3 separate regions of the Homo sapiens genome follow, and all the other regions are linked to region 3. A link is a contact called in ENCODE Hi-C or POLR2A ChIA-PET data. All regions are on one chromosome and are shown on one strand. Each heading gives the region's core, a stretch centred on a gene start or an enhancer-like site at or near the end of the contact. The rest is flanking DNA. Distances are from core to core; before and after follow the strand shown. Region 1 overlaps LOC107987065 (a long non-coding RNA gene). Region 2 overlaps LOC107987065 (a long non-coding RNA gene). Region 3 has its middle 100 kb from the start of SHB.

The links. A loop is a pair of places that touch in the nucleus more often than their neighbours do. ChIA-PET counts read pairs that join two places held with the same protein, here RNA polymerase II (POLR2A). Pooled maps may share reads with other maps.
Region 1: a map of body of pancreas shows a loop between it and region 3 (2.3-fold over the local background). The contact joins two enhancer-like sites. A Hi-C loop is called at or near these places in 3 of 168 maps with a recorded cell type or tissue (aorta, body of pancreas and posterior vena cava), 3 of 37 single-sample maps with no recorded cell type and 7 of 50 pooled maps. POLR2A ChIA-PET finds 5 or more read pairs at or near these places in 2 of 52 experiments (IMR-90 and K562).
Region 2: a loop to region 3 is called in a map of heart left ventricle, with 2.1 times the contacts of the local background. The contact joins two enhancer-like sites. A Hi-C loop is called at or near these places in 2 of 168 maps with a recorded cell type or tissue (chondrocyte and heart left ventricle) and 3 of 50 pooled maps. POLR2A ChIA-PET finds 5 or more read pairs at or near these places in 1 of 52 experiments (GM12878).

Annotation. Positions count from the first base shown.
Region 1 is chr9:38,337,713-38,340,588 of GRCh38, reverse strand. The region is part of intron 1 of LOC107987065 (a long non-coding RNA gene); the gene reads right to left. Among named protein-coding and RNA genes, the nearest start is that of ALDH1B1, 54 kb to the left of the region's middle. RefSeq lists an enhancer at 1,139-1,228. Within about 2 kb of position 1,313, at least 2 of the 41 ENCODE cell types and tissues checked have a DNase peak (open chromatin) inside an H3K27ac peak, as active enhancers do.
Region 2 is chr9:38,317,758-38,320,457 of GRCh38, reverse strand. The region is part of intron 1 of LOC107987065 (a long non-coding RNA gene); the gene reads right to left. Among named protein-coding and RNA genes, the nearest start is that of ALDH1B1, 74 kb to the left of the region's middle. RefSeq lists an enhancer at 1,076-1,415. Within about 2 kb of position 1,362, at least 5 of the 41 ENCODE cell types and tissues checked have a DNase peak (open chromatin) inside an H3K27ac peak, as active enhancers do.
Region 3 is chr9:38,169,587-38,172,453 of GRCh38, reverse strand. No RefSeq gene overlaps it. Among named protein-coding and RNA genes, the nearest start is that of SHB, 100 kb to the right of the region's middle. RefSeq lists an enhancer at 708-1,907. Within about 2 kb of position 1,398, at least 5 of the 41 ENCODE cell types and tissues checked have a DNase peak (open chromatin) inside an H3K27ac peak, as active enhancers do.

The DNA.
Region 1 (2,876 bases), core at 64-2,563, 170 kb before region 3:
ATGGAGGAACATTGGCACCTCTTACATGGTGGCAGACGAGAGCATGTGCGGGGGAACTGCCCTTTATAAACCCATCAGATCTCCTGAGACTTATTCACTATCATGAGAACAGCACAGGAAAACTGTCCCCCATGATTCCATTACCTCCCACCAGGTCCCTCCCATGACACATGGGGATTATGGGAGCTATAATTCAAGATGAGATTTGGGTGGGGACAAAGCCAAACCATATCGGCCAGACAGAGCCGCCCAGCCTTTATCCTGAAGACAGATTCTGGGGAGCCCTAGTGGGGACCCAGTAACTTATTGGAAGGCCATGCCAGGGGGATGGGGCGCAAGGAGCACCTAGGAGACTAATATAAGAATCTTAGCTCAGGGTGGGAGGGAGGGTCCTCAGATAGGTGTGAATGCTCAGTTCACTCACTCATGACTCTGCCCTTGCCAGCTGGGAGCCCTTGAGCAAATCACTTACCATCTATAATCTCAGTCTTTCTCCTGTTCAGTGGGGCTTGGTGGTGGTGCTAACTCCATTGTAGAGTTGTGGGGCTCACCCCAGAAAACACACCCAACACCCTTGATATGGACCTCCTTGTGCTGCCCAAACCTCCATGCTCCCCTCTCACTATCCAGTGACTTCCACCCCATCAGGTGGACATGTTGGGTCCCTTCATTGTCCTTCCATCCACACCTGTGGCCCCCCTGCAAAAGCAACTTCTCTTTCCTGTTGTCTCTCTATCCTTTCCCAGCAAGGGCTTCTGATGTGTGCTCCCAGCATCCCCACATTCTTCAAAAGACGTGTTTGGAAACAAGAAATTGCTAGAGAGATGATTCAGTCCTTGGCCTCAGCTTGTGTCTGGACATAAGCAGGCCCATCTGTGGAGGCCGCACTGCCAAATTCTGTCACTCTTGCTCCATATGGTCTGTGCCCCCCTCTATCTCCCTCCCAGAAGCTGCAGTCTGTGCCTGTCTCTCACTCTGCTTTGGTTGCTACATGGAAAATTCAGCAAGGGATGTCTTGACTCTAGTGAGCAGGCATCTCTGCTCCTCTCCTGCCTTGCCTGGGACCACTATGGGGGCAAATATTGGGGGTGGGGCGTTCTGGGCTCCTTTGGAACCTCTTCCTTCTTGTCCACATAGGGCCACAGTGTGGAGTCCTAGAGCTGAGAGGAACAGAGGGAGGCTGTCAGCTCCTGCCTTGGAAGTAGAGGTCTCTGTGGCAGAAAGTAACTTCCTGAAATGCTGGCTCTGTCGTTCACGGGTCCAGTTCCCTTGTCCTAAACAGTGATGTCAGACAGCCTCTTTCAACCACAGCCTTGCTGGCAGGAAGCTGGACTTGGCACTAAAAGACCTCAATTCATATCAAGCTGTGTGACCTTGTGTTATTGGTTAACCTCTCTGAGTCATCTTGTGACAGTTGTGAACTGCGAGTGGTTATTCATGCCTTGTTCACCTCCTAGGTTGGTTGTTGGGGTCTAATAAGATGCCCATTGTGAAAGAGCTTGGTAAGCAGTAGGGGAGCAAATCTCAAAGTGTGGTCCCTGGGCCATCAGCCATAGCATTACCTAGGAATTCAGGAATAATGTAGACCTACTGGTCCTGAAGCTCTGGGGGTGGAGCCCAGCAATGTGGATTTCCACAAGCTTTCTGGTGACTTCAATGCCCACTAAAGCTTAAGAAGCTCTGGGAAGATGAGCATATGGATGAGACCATCCCCATCTCCTCATCAGTATATTGGCTCAGAGAGTCACCTTAAGTGTGCCGGGGCCTGTGCCACGTTTGGCTGTGTAAATATTTCATTGCAAACAGTCTAAGGTTTAAAGATCTGTGTGATTTCATCTGGGCAAATCCATTTCAAAATAAATTCATGATGTTTATGGGCAGAGAGAAAAAGCAACTTCCCAGGGAGATTTAAACCCAGGATGGCAAACTCAAAGCCTTCGGGAGCTAAGCAGGTGATGCGAATGTGGGAAGAGGTTGGGGTAGGACAGGGAGAGGCAGAGTCTGGCTGTGCTGCAGAGCTCAGCCCTTACCTAATGGCATTAAAAAATAACAAAAACCCTGATCTGGCCAAACAAAACACATATGTTAGACAGATCTGGTTCAAGGTCTGCCAGTTTTTAACTGGTACAAATGCTGAGGGGTGGGGAGGAGAAAAGAGATTTGGTCTCAACAAAGCTATGCATTGGCCACAGACTTAGTTGCCCTGGAAAATAGTGTTTGGCATGCAGTTATAATTCCCAGGTTCCGCCTGGGTTAACAATGGCATGATTTCATTAATTTGCTTGTTTATTTATTCCACACAAACTCTTTTCTAGGGCCCATGCTAGGTTCTGTGGCCCCAAAGCTGAATTAGACACTTTCTCTCGAGGGACTGGACATGTCTGTGGATGCCTCCTGTCCATCGTTTTACAGCATTCTGTGGAGTGCTACTTGACGAGCTACTGGGTATTCCACGGGGAAAGTGGTCCAGGGTTAGCTAAGCATGGAAAGCGCCTAGTTAAACAAAGTTACTTCACTGCAGGACTTCTCAGAGCCGTTGCTATGCTAATGTGTATTACACATTAAATGACCTCAAAGTGTCTGGGCCTCTCTGGGGTTCCTGATGGGCCTGTATGTCCTGACCTGTACTGGGGCTGGTGAGTAGATGTGGGATCCCCTAGAGGTGTGGCAGGGCCAGGGACCTGCTGCGCTTAGGCTTGGAGGGGTCTTCTTCCCCTGGGACCTTCAGGATCTGCAGTGAGACACTGAGGGGACAGTCCTCAAGGGGTGGATTTCACTTTCTGTGGCAGTAAGAGAGCTCAAAGGGTTTAATGCAGAGGTCCCCTGGTTCCATTTGCATTTGAGAAATATGACCGTGCTGGGGACGGGGAGGAGGG
Region 2 (2,700 bases), core at 113-2,612, 150 kb before region 3:
TTAGTAGAAATGAGATTTCATCATGTTTGCCAGGCTGGTCTTAAACTGCTGACCTCAAATGATCCACCTGCCTCGGCCTCCCAAAGTGTTGGGATTACAGGTGTGAGCCACTGCGCCCGGCTTACTTTTGTCATTTTAATCTGTACTTCTTTGAGCACTGTCTTTCTTTTAAGTGAATTTCTAGTCCAAGTCTCCTGCACATTTACTATTAGGTTGTTTTTTTTTTTATTGAGTCATAGAAAGCTCTTTATACATGAACACTATTAACCTTTTGTATGTAATAAATGTTGAAAATGTTTTCCCTCAATTTGTCATTTGTACTTTAGTTTTATTTGTAATGTCTTTTGCCTTACAGACATTTCAAATATTTATGTAGTTAAACCTTGTCATTTATTATTTCCAGATTTATTTTTACTTTACCACCTTGTTTTTTAACTACCAGTTAATGATTTTACTCTCTAGTTAATCATGAGTTACTTGGGGGCATAGGCTGCCTCTTACTCACATCTGTAGATCTTTCTCAAGAAATCACTCACCCTAGAGCCCTGGCTATGATAAGTGCTCCGTAAATAAGCACATGTTTAAATTTTATTGAATCGACAGAGTTCAGTGTGCTGTAAAATAAGCAAACATAGAAAATGTAATTCCAAGATTGAAGTTGAGGGAAAAGCTCCAAGGTGCTTTGGCATACAAAACAAAATGCATGGTGAATTAAAACTGTAATTTCAATCGATATATGGAGTAAGATCACGGTTAAATTCAGCTGGCAATAGAAAATTATTAAAAAGATCACAAGAAATGTGTTCTATATTGGTTTCACTTTAAAAGCTGTTTTTGTCCCTGAATTATCTGCTTTCAGAATCAGAGTTTAATACGGAAGAGTCATAGTTTAATATAAAAATAGTCACAGTTTAATATAAAAAGTCAGAATTTAATATAAAAATAACAAAGTGGGGAGTTCAGATGGTAATCTGGATCTCATGTAAAACACATGCCCGGTGACTGGGGCCACTTTAACTACCCTGTGTCTGCTCTTTGCTGGTGACAGTCTACACTGATTGCAGAACACATGGGGAAAAGGAAAGACAGGCTCTTAAGTACGAGAACTGCACACCTCAAGCTGTAATATGCTGCTGTTGTTTACATTCTTAATGCTGCTCATCGAAACTTGGAAGGCATGTGATGTTGGGGAAATCCCTGGGCCTCATTTTGGCTGTTTTAAAAACAAAGCGGGTTCACTGCATGATCTCGGCAGTTCGTCCTGAAACTGAGGTCCTTGGAGCGTACGAGACTCTTCCTGTGAAATGATTTCCAGGGCCCTGCCTTTGTGGAATTCCCCTGTGATTCCATCTGAGGTGTGAAGGCAAACCCATCACAGTTGTTACCAGCTGTTCTGTGAGGCTGCGCTGGGAGCCCCCAAGAGCATCAACACCGACGTCTGTATAAGTTAAATTAAATTCCAGGATCTGGTGTGAAGCTGGAACAGGCCTTGATGTTTTTATCTGTCTGCTGCTGAATTCCTCTGGGGCCTATCGCCTCAGCTGAGAGCACACGAGGGAAAGGGAATGGAGTGGAAGGGACAGTTTTCTCTCTTTTATTTATGTAGGTTAATAATCATTTTATTATATAAATTATACCCTGGTCACTTCCTAAAAGGACTGAAGATAATTCATGAGTTCACTTGAATTATGGTACTCTATCCCTGCCCTATGCCAGACCCAATGCTGGAGGCTTGGGGAAAGAGAAACACATGAAAAAAATCTGATACTGTGTCTTACATGGTATTAGAGAGGCCTTGGGGTATACAGGGTTATGGGGACACATGGAAAGAAAAAGCAATTCTGATGGTCCAGAGGTGGGCATGGAGGGGAAGAGAGAGGGAAAGGGGATGTCAATTTCTTGAGTACCTTTTAGGAAGGAATATGTCATCATGACCAAGGGCACAGGATTTGGCGACAGGTAAGACTGGGTTCAACTTATTTAAACCTCAGTTTTCTCATCAGCAAAATGGAGTAATAATAGAATTTCCTTTATTGGGTTGGTAGGCAGATTAAGTGAAAAAGGCATATAAAGCACTTAGCCATGCTTAGTGTCCAGCACATGGCAAGCATACCATATGTGGTCACTGCTTTTATTATTATTCTGCTTATCAGTCAGTCAGATGCACTTACTATCGAAGACTGCATTGTACTTGGTTTACAGATGAGGAAACAAAGGCTCAGAGAGCTTATATAATTTGCCCAAGGCCACTCAGCTTGAAAATGGCAGAAGCAAAATTCCAATGAACTTCAAAGCCCATTTTCTTCCCACTGCTGTGCTGTGCTGCTGCTGAAGGAAGGTTCCCCAAAGACCTGATATTTGAGTTGGGTGTTAAGGAATGAATAGAGGTTGCTTTGTGGGCCTTAGAGAAAAGGAAATGCTCTACAACCCTCCAGCCTCAAAGAGGTGGATTTGGCCAACAAGCTGAATGAACTCAGAAGTGGATTCTTCCCTCAGAGACTCCAGAATGGAGTGCAGCCTGGCTGACACCTTGAGTTCAGCAGACCCGAGCAGAGGACACGGTCATCCCATGCTCAGGCTTCTGACCTACAGAACCGCAAACAAGCAAATGGGTATTGTTTTAGGCTGATAAATGTATGGTCATTGGTTATGCAGCAATAGAAAATGAATACAATGATTCAAATATAAAAAGAACATGTA
Region 3 (2,867 bases), core at 149-2,648:
CCTAGACCAGGGTCTCCCAAAGTGGCTTTCTCAAAGCACTATTTCTATAAAATGTTAATAGGTGTTTCTGAAAATAGGGTTCCAATTAAAATAAACTTGAGATATGCATAGTAAACAGAGTGGCAGGTTTCTTTCCTGCAGGACTTCTTGGCATCTGGCATGCTAATTGCCTATTATTCAGTCAATCATTGGGCATACACTGAGTATCTGCTGTGTGCCAAGCATTGTGGAAACAGAGATTCCCACATGGTCCATGTCTGCAAGCTTACGGTGAGTTTTATAATACCTTAGTACTCAGTACCGGCAACATCAGATGAAAACTTGTTAGACATGCAGGCTCTCCAGCCTTGCCTCCACACTTACTGAATCAGAATCTGCATTGTAACACACTTCCTGCATGATTAAAGTATGAAAAGCCCTGGAATAATGCATTGCTAGGAGAGAAAAGGAAGGAAAAAAGAATGGCTGAACTGGGAAGCCGGGAACTTTGCTATGGAACCCAGGTAAAACCATGGGCAACCAAACTGGGGAGGGGCACATTGTCCTCACTTCAGCTTAGACAGTGAGGCTCAAGCCAGGAGGACTGAGAAGAATGCAGTTCCATTTTGGCATCAATATTTGTTGAGGCAAGGTTCAACTTTGAGGAAAAGAATGTTAGAAATAAATTTTCAGTGCTGCAAAAGAAATAGCACTCGAACATAAATTTAATTTTCTCACCAAGGCAATTTTACTTCTAGAGAAGGGTGCAACTCATAGATGGAGCAATGGCAAGAGCACACCTGAACAAGGGAGGAGAAGGGGTTTTTATTCCTGATGCAGGTAGCCCTTACTGCTGTGTCGTTCCACTATTGGCTAGGGTTGGTCCGCACAGTTTAAGCTAATTCCGATTGGCTATTTTAAAGAGAGCAGGCATACGAGTCGGAGTGGCAGGGTGAGTAGTTTGGCAGGAGGGATGGTTACAGAACAGATGACTCAGGATGACTCAGGTCAGAGCAAGTGACCAGGGGTGAATCAGGACGGAGCAGGTTATACAGGCTAGTAGGAGGTAGTTTACTGAAACTAGGGGCAAGGAGACAAAGAGAACGAGGAAGTTAAACTTTAAAATGAAGAAAAAGAACAGGGGAGCTGTGTTAGATATAGTGAACTCCAAGTTTCTCTTCAAAGAATCAGTATGTCAGTATGGTCAGCTCTCTTATTCTTTGTTCTTCATTTTAAAGTTTAACTTCCTGGTTCTCTTCAATCTTTTGTCTCTAGTTTCAGTAAACAACTTTCCCACCAGTTCTAATCAGTAGTTCACATCTGTTCCCCTGGTCACCTGCTTTGACCTGAGTCACCCCTGGTCACCTGCTCCATCCTGACTCATCCTGAGTCACTTGTTCCGTAACCGTCCTTTCCGCCAAACTACTCACCCCACCACTCTGACTCATACCCTTGCTCTCTTTAAAATAGCCAATCAGAAATTAGCTTAGACTGTGTGATCCAACCCTAGCCAATAGGGGAACAATACAGCAGTAGGGGCTAGCTGCATCAGGAATAAAAACCCCTTCCCCTCCCTTGTTCAGGTGTGCTCTCGCGATTGCTCCATCTGCAAGTTGCACCCTTCTATAGAAGTAAAAATTGCCTTGCTGAGAAAATTAAATTTATGCTCGAGTGCTATTTCTTTTGTAGCATCAAAAATTTATTTATAACAGCTAAACATACTGATATATTGGTTCTTTGGAGAGGATCTCAGAACTCATTGTACTTAACAATTTACAGGCTAAAACCTTTGAAAAGGAATTTATTATATCCTACAAGAAAAACCCCAAATAATAGTCTCTTAAACAAGATAAAATGTTTACCCTTCTCTTACTTTCAAGAAGTCTAGCAGTTAGAAGTACTGGGCTGGTATGACATACTACAGGATCAAGGACCCATGTTTTTTCTATCTCATTACTATACCACGCATGGCTTCCATTTCCAAAGTCAACTCATGGTCCAAGATGGCTGCCAGATCTCCAGACATTACAGCTGCACTCTAGCAAGCAGAAAGTGAGGGAAAAGCCTGTTGTTTTTTTTTGTTTGTTTGTTTGTTTTTTTTGACAGAGTCTTGCTCTGTCACCAGGTTGGAGTGCAGTGGCGCAATCTCGGCTCACTGCAAATCTCCACCTCCTGGGTTCAAGCAATTCTCCTGCCTCAGCCTTCCAAGTAGCTGGAACTACAGGTGCGCACCATCATGCCCGGCTAATTTTTGTATTTTTAGTAGAGGCTGGGTTTCTCCACGTTGGCCAAGATGGTCTTGATCTCTTGACCTCATGATCCTCCCACCTCAGCCTCCCAAAGTGCTGGGATTACAGGCATGAGCCACTGCGCCCGGCCATCTTCCTGCTTTTAAAGGCACTTCCTTAACAATTATACACAATGTCTACTTATATCTCATTTGCTTCAACTTAATCACACAACCACACCTAGCTGCAAGGGAGGCTAGGGAATGTCCTCTTTATCCCAGGTGGCTATTCACCCAGTTAAAAATCAGAAGTCTGCTACTATAAGCCATAGCATCTTTCAGGATCATGTTTGGGAACACTAAGATATGTAACTGACAACCAAAATGAGTAACTGAGACAAAAGTCTCAATCACTGAGGGTTATTAAGCCAGCTTTAGGGTACATCTAGGAGAAAACATGAGCCACAGACACATTTGTGACTGTTTTTCCAAAGAGGTTTTCAGGAGGTTTAGGATTTATACATTTCCTTGAAGAGGGGGAAAGGCATGTAGGGTAGGCAGTAAGGTAAACAGTTACATTCTTGTGAGACTTCAGTTAGTGCCCAGTAAATCTACATTTTACATAAGATAAGGTGAATGTCTAAAGAAAAAAAGGAAGTAA